Regions from separate parts of the Homo sapiens genome. Here all the other regions are linked to region 1. The links are chromatin contacts, found by Hi-C in ENCODE. All regions are on one chromosome and are shown on one strand. Each heading gives the region's core, a stretch centred on a gene start or an enhancer-like site at or near the end of the contact. The rest is flanking DNA. Distances are from core to core; before and after follow the strand shown. Region 1 has its middle 220 kb from the start of CLINT1. Region 2 overlaps EBF1 (EBF transcription factor 1). Region 3 overlaps EBF1 (EBF transcription factor 1). Region 4 has its middle 270 kb from the start of LINC02227.

The links. A loop is a pair of places that touch in the nucleus more often than their neighbours do. Pooled maps may share reads with other maps.
Region 2: a map of B cell shows a loop between it and region 1 (3-fold over the local background). The contact joins two enhancer-like sites. A Hi-C loop is called at or near these places in 1 of 168 maps with a recorded cell type or tissue (B cell), 3 of 37 single-sample maps with no recorded cell type and 2 of 50 pooled maps.
Region 3: a pooled map shows a loop between it and region 1 (3-fold over the local background). The contact joins two enhancer-like sites. A Hi-C loop is called at or near these places in 2 of 37 single-sample maps with no recorded cell type and 2 of 50 pooled maps.
Region 4: a loop to region 1 is called in a map of OCI-LY7, with 3 times the contacts of the local background. The contact joins two enhancer-like sites. A Hi-C loop is called at or near these places in 1 of 168 maps with a recorded cell type or tissue (OCI-LY7), 4 of 37 single-sample maps with no recorded cell type and 4 of 50 pooled maps.

The regions. Positions count from the first base shown.
Region 1 is chr5:158,074,103-158,076,802 of GRCh38, reverse strand. No RefSeq gene overlaps it. Among named protein-coding and RNA genes, the nearest start is that of CLINT1, 220 kb to the right of the region's middle. Within about 2 kb of position 1,347, at least 5 of the 41 ENCODE cell types and tissues checked have a DNase peak (open chromatin) inside an H3K27ac peak, as active enhancers do.
Region 2 is chr5:158,874,075-158,876,774 of GRCh38, reverse strand. The region is part of intron 6 of EBF1 (EBF transcription factor 1); the gene reads left to right. Among named protein-coding and RNA genes, the nearest start is that of EBF1, 220 kb to the left of the region's middle. Within about 2 kb of position 1,359, at least 2 of the 41 ENCODE cell types and tissues checked have a DNase peak (open chromatin) inside an H3K27ac peak, as active enhancers do.
Region 3 is chr5:158,897,326-158,900,025 of GRCh38, reverse strand. The region is part of intron 6 of EBF1 (EBF transcription factor 1); the gene reads left to right. Among named protein-coding and RNA genes, the nearest start is that of EBF1, 200 kb to the left of the region's middle. Within about 2 kb of position 1,450, at least 3 of the 41 ENCODE cell types and tissues checked have a DNase peak (open chromatin) inside an H3K27ac peak, as active enhancers do.
Region 4 is chr5:158,675,815-158,678,514 of GRCh38, reverse strand. No RefSeq gene overlaps it. Among named protein-coding and RNA genes, the nearest start is that of LINC02227, 270 kb to the right of the region's middle. RefSeq lists an enhancer at 1,104-1,153. Within about 2 kb of position 1,439, at least 3 of the 41 ENCODE cell types and tissues checked have a DNase peak (open chromatin) inside an H3K27ac peak, as active enhancers do.

The DNA.
Region 1 (2,700 bases), core at 98-2,597:
TAGAAACTTCTATCAAGATAAGGAAACTGAGGTCCAGAGAAGTTTGGTAATTGAATTTGAACCCATTAAGTGAACTCACAAACATGCTAATAAACTCTGTAATCTTCTGACCTCCATACTGATCTGAGGGTCTGTTTGATATTACATGATTTTCCTTAAAACTGTTCTTCAAAGAAATAGTGGACATCCAGTCCAGCAACCTCACTGCCGAGCCTTCATAATACTCATCCAGGTTGTAATTGTATAGTTATTTTCTGATTATAAGCCTGATCCAAAGTGAGTGCTTAATAAATATTTGCTAATGAATGAATTCTACCTCCTGCGCTGACTCTAAGTTTTAGTAGAGTGATGGCAAACCTGCTTTGCTCATTATCAAATCCCCAGCTCCTAACTAGCGCCTCACACAGAGTAGGCCTTTATGAAATATTTATTGATAAACAAATGAACCAATCAATTAGTCAATGCCTAAATGCCCTCCTTTGAAAAGCATCCATGAGGCCCACAATCAGATTTCTTTTAAAAATCTACTTTCTGTTAACCCCCCAAACCAGGGCAGTGAACCCAAAACAGAATAAAATTACTTCTAAAATGAACTGTTACCCAGTTGCAAATTGGCTCTGGCTGCTGCTGCTGCTTCTCCCCCATTGACACTCTTTTCAGGCAGCGATTTCAGGTGATGGCATTATCATCAGCGGAATTCAATAAAGCGGCTGGCTTCCCCGCCCCCCACCCCCCCATCCATGTTTATTTTCTATAATCCGTCTTACAGCGGGAGACCATTACCCAGTCAAACAACGTTCAATTTCATCGGCATTACCGCTTCAAGGAAACAGGCAGAGGGTTCGCACAAACGTGTGTGTAGTAAATTTAGTCTTTTAATAGGTTCATTCTTTATTAGGTATTTATTTCGGGAGGCAAAGTCCTAATTAGATTAAGTGGAGAAGCTAAAAAGCTATGGAAACCCACAGAGATATTCCAGAATTAGATGGATTTGGTTTAGCTTTCCAGTTTCCCCTTTATTTTCTTCAGTTGGCTGGAGAAATCCACACAGCAATCTCCAGCCCCTCAGATAAGAGTTTGTGAAATGAAACCCTGCCAACGTTTTGTGTGAGGAAGTCGCATTTGTCTTTCTCCTGCGCAAAGTTATGTGGGACTAGAATCGAGGAAAAAGCAGCTCCCAGAGCCAATGGTGAACCCAATTTACTGTGGCAGATGAATATAACAAAGGTGGTGGTCTAGATGTTTGGCCTCAAGGCACAATTCAATTTTCAGCTGTTTCAAAGCTATTATGTCAAAGGCTGTTTGCATAAACATAAAGTTGCCGGGGTGATCTTGGGCAGGCGGGAGTGGAGACGTCTGCCCTCTACTGCTCAAAATGGAGATAGCGGCTGGACGTCCCCTCAACCCAGAATTAGAGCTACAAAAACTTCAGCTGTCTCCCAAATAACAGGCCATCTCCAGAACCTTCTGAAACTTTTTCTCTCAAGCTTTAAAACCAGAGTGATTATTCAGTTTTGTGTCGAGGGGGGAAATGCAGTAGACTGAGGATGTGATGAGTTGATGGATGATGTGGGAACCTATGAAAAAGCTATTTCCCTTCTTAGAATTTGAAAGAAAATTCCTTTCACCCGCCCATCCACCCACACGTATATATTTATATCATCACATTGATATTTAATATGTTTTTTAACATAGAAAGCAGAAACAGACAATGACTCACAGGAAACAAATCAATACATTTCAGAATGGGCTAAAAATGTCACCATAAAAAAATGCTTAATGTTTATGAGGGCAAGTGTAGGGGCATATCTTCTCAGTTTCATGTTGGAATTTAGTAATTTCCTCATGTTTTGCCTCTCTTTGTTCTTCTCTTTAATGAAAACTGTGCCAAGCTATATGGTAAGCACCTTACGCTCTCAGAGAGACACCAATAACGTGTAAATGTTCCTTCTAAATACAGATCTTTTTTGGTGAAATACAGCATGGGCCACTGCTGGGGGGGACTTTTCAGATGGGGTCCCCCAGACAAAGAGGAAGGTCAAATGCAAATAGGGGGAAGATGTGGTCTGAGAGACACTGATGTAAAATCCAGTCAGTCCAGAACCAAACCTGGAGCAGAAAAACACCCATCAGATGATATTGATTCCAAATGGCACAGAATTAATCCCCAATTTGATTTTGTAAACTAATGTTCCTATATCCAGAGTTATCCTTAAAATGTTTTATATTGTAAAATGTCCAATCTTTGTTCATTACGGAACACAAAATATTCCCTCGGGACACCCAGGTACCAAATAAGGCCCTGGCATGAAGACTGGATGATATAAATACATACATGGTGTTCACAGTCCAGTGAAGTTTATAGTTCAGTGAAAGAGACTGTCATTCATCAGATAAAACAATCCAGTCATTAATTACAAAATGAAGGTGATTAAAAAATGGTGCTCATAGGCCGGGCACGGTGACTAACGCCTGTAATCCTAGCACTTTGGGAGGCCAAGGCGGGTGGATCACCTGAGGTCAGGAGTTTGAGACCAGCCCGGCCAACATGGTGAAACCCTGTCTCTACTAAAAACACAAAAACTAGCCGGGCATGGTGGCAGGCACCTGGAATCCCAGCTACTCAGAAGGCTGAGGCAGGAGAATCCCTTGAACCGAGGAGGCAAAGGTTGCAGTGAGCTGAGATCGCACCATTGCACT
Region 2 (2,700 bases), core at 110-2,609, 800 kb before region 1:
ACACTGGCCTGCCCTCCAGCTGCTGCGGTAGGTGGCGTTTCACTCGGTTGCCTTGAGATTTACAAATTCTAAAGGTATTTTCATGCCTCCAAATTGAACACAAAAGGCAGGCCCATGGAACAGTGGCTCTGAACTTCTTAAACTGAATAATAGGGCAACGTGAAACTTTTTATGGAAAGATGTTGTTTTTCCTGAAGTTCTTGCAGTACAGGTTGTAGGAGCTTCCTTTTCTCTCTATGCCCTCGGAGGTCTCACAAAGCAGCAGGCTCAGTGAGACCGAAAACATCAGTGTGTCTCCCATCTAGGAAGTCTCCAGTAATAACTGGTCCATGTAATGAAAGTTTCTTCTAGCCAAGACTCAAATAGAGAATTCTGATGTAACTTCCTGAAGAGTACACTAGAGGGAAAAGGGGTCGTGGGATTGAGGGTAGAGATACATGAATCTCTCTAAGCCTCAGTTTTCGTATCCTTAAATGGAGACAATAATAATACTACCTATTAGAGGTATTGGGAGGCTAAAGGAGACAGTGCCTGCAAAGTACAGTGCCTGCTTTATTGCAAGCTCACTGTAAATACTTGAGGTTGTTACTGATTTTTGTTCCTGCTAATATTATTATATTTTATATTATTGGCCGTAGTGTTTCAACTAGTCATGTGATACCGAATATGCCATGGAACAGTTTTTTGGCCTCTAAACTTTTCGCATCCACAAAATGAAGCAGTTGGATCAGAAGATATCTAAGGTTCCTTCCTGTGCTAAGATCCTAGAGTCCTAAAGTTCCATTCTTGTTGTTGTAATGAAGTGAAAAGCACACATATTCATACCAAAAGGGTCATAAATTTAAGATTCTTCTGTGGAGGGACTGGGAAAAGTCTTTACAGTTTTAGGTTGTAATTAAGAAAGTGAATTATGCTAAAATTGACTTTAGGAAAACAATGGTGTTTTGTGTAACCACATGGATATCATCTGGGTATATGTAAATAGGAGGCAGGTAAAAATGATGAATGCTAATCTCTGTAAAATTCAAATGAATATTAACTCTTATTCAAATAGCACAAGTACATTGCACAGGGAAATCAAGACGTGAATTCATATAATTTCATTTTTTTCAGCTGTGCACATCCTTTGGTTACAGAAACAGCTCAGAACTTAGGCATTGCTCATTTCCTAATAGAGTATGACATCTGGGCTGCTACTTTTAAATATAGTAGCTTGTTTGCTCAGGCTTATGGCTCAGTAATATTTGTTTTGTCTTATGAATGTAGTGAAAGCAGGGATTACAGGTATTCCTCAAGGACTAATTAGAAATAAAAGCTTATGTATATGAGGGAAGTTTTCGGATAGGAAGTGCTCTTGCTTGAGTCATGAAGTGACACTGGTTTCAGTTTCAATTTTGATACATTGGAACTTGGTACTTTTTGTAGAGTCCATTTGGAAAGGTTAAAAAAATCACTTGGAATTATCTGCAGAAGTTCAGGTTAAAAATTGTTTGTCCTTCTTCCTCGGTTTCAAGCTCCTCTACCCTATTGACAAATTCATACCTTCATTCCTCTGTTTGGATTTTAGGAAATAAATTCAAGAAAAGAAAAATATGTAACTATCATCACTGTTTCCATAAAATAAAGGTGTTCTAGAGATCAAAGAGAGGCCTTGTCTTGGAAATACAATTTGGCCAAAACTGCCTGGTGTGTGTGTGTGTGTGTGTGTGTGTGTGTGTATGTGTGTGTGTGTGCTTGTGTGTGTTCATCTCTCCATGATTCATTCTGAGAGCTGTTTTAGCCTTCATAAAATATTCATGCTAGTTGTGCATGGTTCTATAATTGCCATCTCAGGCCTTGAATTATTTATAGGTTGTACTGTTCACATAGTCTCATTTACTGATAGAGAAGATAACACCATACAAGAGGATCCCAAACACTCTGAGGCCTGTTACTTTGCATTAAGTAGTGGAATTATATTACTGTAGGTGTAAAACACTGGCCTTTTTTTTCCTCCTCTCCCTTTAATATATCATTTTTGTATTTATAATATGCTAATTGTCAGAATGCTGTTAAGCCTCATAATTCCTGCCGAGTCTTGCAGAAATCAAGATGTGGCTGAGATGATTTAGCTCTTGATCTCAGAATGATCGTTCTAAAAAAAACCTGTCTACACACAGCGTAATTTATTGAAATGATGTATGACTTTACATGCATACCTGAGCCCTTTTGTTTTGTACTATTGATCAGTTTGTATGTCTCAGTGTTAACCAACACGTGGTTGGTTTCGGTAGACATTTACCAAGAGCCTTGCAAGCTTGCTGTCCCTAATTAAATACTGAGTCTCAATTCACTTGTGTGACAGTTTCTCTGCACCTATTTATTTTGCTTTCCTAATTCTCCTTTCCCTTTTCTGCCAACTTGATCTTTCTTCCACATAGATTATATTCTTGATATTTATTTGAGGGTAGGAACATGCTATAGGAACATACTATAGTTGTATCTCCTCTCTCTTTTTTTGGTGTTATTTAGTTGCAAAAGTCCATTTAATGTTAATAAATATCAAAAGCCAGATTCACCACAGAGTGTACTTTTCTGGTATTTCATTATCAGTATCCATGTTTAAAGAGGAAAAACAGAAAAATTCATGGCAGCTCATAATCTGCTGATATATTCTAGTTTTCTCCTCTACCAGTGGAAACTCATGAATTTTCCTCTGGC
Region 3 (2,700 bases), core at 201-2,700, 820 kb before region 1:
GGCCAGATGCTGCTGCTGGAAGCCTCTTGCCTCCCAGCTTGTCATCTGGGTTCGATGATGCCATCCAAAAGAGGGCCACAGAGTGGGAGGGCGATGAGCAATCCATCTTCTCCCACCCACGGTTCTTAATTGTGTGATGTAGGGGGTGGTAGGAAGAGAAGAGGGTTAAAAAGTTTGCCCACAAAACCGCACCTTTCTCATGGAAATGGCCATCCTAAAACACATGGCTCTGACCACCCAGAACTTTTAGAATATTCCATTCAATATCTCTTCATTTTCCTTCGGTCTAAATAGAATGGATGAAGAGGCTTGGCTGTGTAGTTGTCAGTGGGAGCTGCCATCTTCTGTCAACTTGGGAGTGTATTAAGAGTTTCTAACCAATTGCATTGGTCGTTACATTATAGGATTTCCTATATTGCAAGTGTTCTTCCCGTTAACAGCTTTGGTGTCTGATTTTGGCCAAAGCAGATCATTGGGATTCAGAGGGACATCCTCTTCTTTTTCCATTGCAGAAACAATCAAGAGTCTGTGCACACGGCACTCATAAAAGGAAAATGATCAAAACCACACACACAAAAAGACTATTAAATTCCAGATGAGATTACTGCTTCCTGTGATTCCCACCATTCGGGAATGCCTTTCTGCTTCGTGATTGCCCACTGACAGACTTACACAAGCAAGATGTAAACATAGTAGGATTATCTCTTACACTATCACATATGTTTTATGCTAAATCATTAGACATCTAGGATGGTTTTAGCCATGGCCTGTTTTCAGTGCCAGTGGTGGTATATTTTTGTACTAGTGTACGTGCTTTAACTCACAAGTAATTGCAATATTTTCTAGGCATATGCAAGGCAGAAACTGTTTTATTTTAAAATGGCACCTGTTGGAATAGTTTAATATGTAATTTTCATTTTCACGTAATTATTCAGATACATTATTGAATAACTTACGCATCTTGTATTCAACAATATGGGGAACAGTATACTGTGTGTCTACAGTCTTGGGCTGCTGATAGTTCCTCTGCATTCATTAGAGGAATGACTGGGGCATCTTGGGCTGAAACCTTGTTATCGCTGCTCTTTGTAAGCAGGTTGTGTTGTCACTGTAGGGAGGGAGGGCTGTTTTAAGCTTCGTTCCCACATTTCTTTTTGCAGGGCTGGTAGGACCACCACCTCAGGCAGTCTTTCACTGCCCTGTAACGTGGATCCTTCCTAAATCTTCACTGTTGGATTGTGTGGCAACTTCTGCCTATTAGAGTTGCATCTGCAATAAAAAAGCGAGGTTCCTGAGAGACAAAAAAGATAATCCCCCGCTTAGTGCGTGGATGACAGCCACACTGAGTGCAGTACTACCAGTGGAAAGTCTGAGGTTTTGAAAATAGCAGAAGTGAAGGAAATGAAAATGTGATGTGAATTTATACCCAACAATTGTTTTCTATATTTCTCAGGCTAACAAATGTCCCAGTTAGAAAAACCTCTGGTACTGGGTAGTTTGGAAAAATAAAAGTTGCATTGCAAAAATAAAAAGAAAGATCCCATTCTAAGGTTAGAGCAAATGTTTGAAGGTGGATAGAACTTCCGATTCTGGTTGGTGGTTTATTACATATGCTTCAGGGACTTGGGCACATTTGACTACAATGAGTAATTTCTGAGAAAGGATAGTGAGGGAGAAGAACTTTTCTGTCAGCGTCAGAAATTCTTAAGTCTGATGTCAAATGATTAGTAATGATGTGGAACAGTTGCCAATGCAAATATTGGTAAAAGGAGAGCACCTGGAGATATCAAAAAAGACCAGGGGCTATTCAGACCCAAGATAGATGTCTCTGGTCTTCAGTAGCTAAGTATATATACTATAATAACAGTGCTGCTTTTGATATTTAAAAAAAATGTTTTAAAGACAAAGGGTAAACTTAAAAGTCATGGTTCTTAAATAGCAAGAGATTAGGGTCTTCTGGGGAACAAAACTCCAACAAAAGATTCCCTTTTACACAGTTTTAGAATCAGCAATGATCTTTCAATGGCAAATAGTGATGGCCAGCATTTGTTGAGCCCTCTAGATGCCTCGCCCAGTACCCTTTGTGCATTGTCTCATTTCCTCCTCACAGCAGTCCAGTGGAGGTAGTATTAATATCCCCATTTTCCACTGTCAAAGCTCACACCACTCTTCACTGTTGGAGACAAGACATAATTCTCCATTTCCAAACTAATCATCTTATAAAAGGAAGAAAAAGTGACTTCACCAAAACAGCTGTGGGGGCAGTGGCACAACTTGAACTTGAAGCTAAGTCTTGTGGCTCTTTTTGCCATTGGATGGTGGCTTCTATGAAATTCTGTTGCTTGTGGTTAATTAGTATCATCAACTTGCACAGTTCATTTCTTAGTCACATATGCATGTTAACTGTCCCTTTCAACTAGATGAGAGCAAGAATGATTTTTTTTTTTAACGTTTAAGTTCAGGGCCACATGTGCAGGATGTGCAGGTTTGTTATATAGGTAAACGTGTGTCATGGGGGTTTGTTGTACAGATTATTTCATCATCCAGGTATTAAGCCTAGTACCCATTAGTTATTTTTCCTCATCCTCTCCCTCCTCCAACCCTCCACCCTCTAGAAGGCCCTAGTGTGTGTTGTTTCCCTCTATGTGTCCATGTGTTCTCATCATTTAGCTTCCACTTGTAAGTGAGAACATGCAGTAT
Region 4 (2,700 bases), core at 190-2,689, 600 kb before region 1:
GTAGGAGTCTGTGGACAGGAGGAGAGTTAAAGTAGATTCTGTTAACCAAGTTAACTTATTTCAGTTTAATTGTATCATTACTGATGGATGGAAACCACAGGCCATGTCTTACCCTTTTTACTCTTCTTTTCAACCACTGAAAAGAACAAAATTCTCTTTGCCAGGCTTGTAGTTCTTTATAATTTTCCAGATTACCCTCCAATTCCAAGTGGACAAAGCTCTGTGTTTTTTTTTTTTTTTTGTCCCCCTTCGCCTTCCTTTGGCGATGAGGGGGTATTTTTAACCCAGCACCTTTAAACACAAACACACTAATAAAAATCTCTGAATCTAGACAGACAACATTTGTTAAAAAAAATATGCAGAAAAACAATTTGTACATACTATGAAGAGGCTGAGGAGTTAGGGTGGAGGCACATTTTCTGGGCAAGATTATACCTCTGGTATTTTTAAAATCAGTAAATACATCATAGGTCCAATGTGGCAAGATTTGGTGTGGGTTATATAGCCGCAGTGATCTCTTTTCTGGTCTCAAAGTATTCCTCATGGAGATAGCAAATATGTCATATGAAAAAAGGCTATATAATGCCTATTTCCCACTCCATGCCCAGGTGGCACTGCCACTGACTTCAAAGCATGCCTTATCCTTGTACCTGCCGCCCTGCAGATAATGTATAAAATAGCAGAGAGACAGACACATGTGCATGCCGAGCAGTGTGCTTTAAACATCTCAATATATTACCTGGCATGCGGGGTGCATCCTGACTGCTCTATGGATGCTTCCCTCCCGCCCTCCTGCCTTTGATATGCAAGAAGCTAGGGCCAAATCAGCCACTCCGTCATTTCCATTATAAGTATCTTTGGGGATGCGTGCTTTGGCAGTGAGGTGCCAGGGCCCCAGATTGGACCCCACCATGAAGTTCTCAAAGCTTAGCAATTTTGCAGAATTTAATGGGCGTTGGGAGACGATTTTACAGACTGATTTCCAGGAGCACAAATATTCAAATTGCTCAGCCCCTATTTGAAGACAGATCTGAAGGTGCACCTTACAACCTGTGTGGAGCAGGCTCTTTTGAATCTTGTCCTTGAAACAAAAAAAGGGGGGAGAAAAAGAAAGAAAGAAATGCAGCGCCCCCTGGGACTTTACCGGCAGAGACTCTAAGTGCAGCGTGACTGCAAAGGCCTGCCAGGAGTCCTTGGGGCAGGAGGGAGGAAGGGGATGAGAGAGACCGGAGATGAGAAGGGCCTTCAACAGCCATTGGGGAGGCGGTGGCGGGGGAGAAGAAAGGGAGACACGTACTAAAAACAACAGAAACACAGGTGGAAACGGCCTTGTGGGAAATCAGCCTGTCAACAAACAAAGCTGGAGGCTGGAAACCACTGCCTCACCAGCCCAGCTCCTGGGCAAGGAGATTGTTCTGTAAATAAATTAGCGGTGACTTTGACTGCTTGGAAATTAATACTGACACCATGAAAGCAGCAAATGGCTCCCTTTTATCAGGAGCAGAAGCACTACACTTCGCAAACGGATCTTCTTTGCCTTTCCCTGTTTTATTTTGCTTTGTTTTCTCGGGGAAAGTAAATTAGAGCCACTTACATCAGCAGCTCAGGTTAAAGAAGGGGAAGAAGAGAGAGAGAGAGAAAAAAAAAGTTTCATTTCATGTACCAGTGGCTTAGAACTTCATTTAAAGCTAATCACGCCCCCCACTTTCTGCGAGCCATTTCTGACAGCCAGCATAGCCTAGAATGCCCATTGAGAGACCCAGGCACAGTGAGCTTTGCTGGAGTTGCACCCAAAGAGTGGGGAAGTGGTCTCCAGGTTTCTGTCAATGGTTGAGAAAGTGCAGTTTCTAGAAAGAGTCAAGTCATCTAAGGTCTAACTTTTAAGAGCTGCCCAGTGTGGGCTTCTTCCAGAGGATCTCAGGTATTTCCTTAAACATGTACTCTTCTTCCAGAAAGATGACTGCGTTGTTTTTTTTTGTTTGTTTGTTTTTTACCTTCAGAAGATAGGAGTACCTCCAAATTTATCAGGTAAAATAACTACCTTTATGAACGTGACCCAATAAGGCAAAGCAAAGGCCTTGAAACTGTAATCATGTTTATACTCTTGTGAAAAATCAGAAAATCTGTCTTTTCGCTCTATCTTAATCATTGCCCTTCCCCCAAACAAAATGGACCAGTGATTTTAAAGAATCAGATACCTTTAGAAAAATTGCATATTGCAAATCTCTATCACTCAATATCCTACTAGTAAAAACTCTCTCTTGACAATTTCTGTACATCTGTGGTAAACTCAAAATTGATGGTGGCAAAAAGGACCTTGAAGCCTCATAAACTCTTGAAGCATGTTCTGGACTATAAAAGGTGCAATTATTTAATCTAATTTTACCAGAAATTACAGTTGTCTCTGCCTTGGAAGAGTGATAATCCATAGGTAATAGTCATGGTGACTCTGAAATAGCCAGAATCCTAGATTAGTGAGAATGACTCCAGTACCACCAGACATCAGAGTCTTTATTGCATATTAATTCTTTAGCTCGTGTTGAGACAAGCTTGCTGGGACTCCTTTGTTACTTTGTTACAGTTGCAAACTCCCATGTAGACAAAGAAAGTCAAAAGAAAACTTAGCCCTTGCACACCCAGCAATAAAAGATTGTAATGGACACAAAACACCACAACAAGCTGCTTCATTATGAAGTGAAT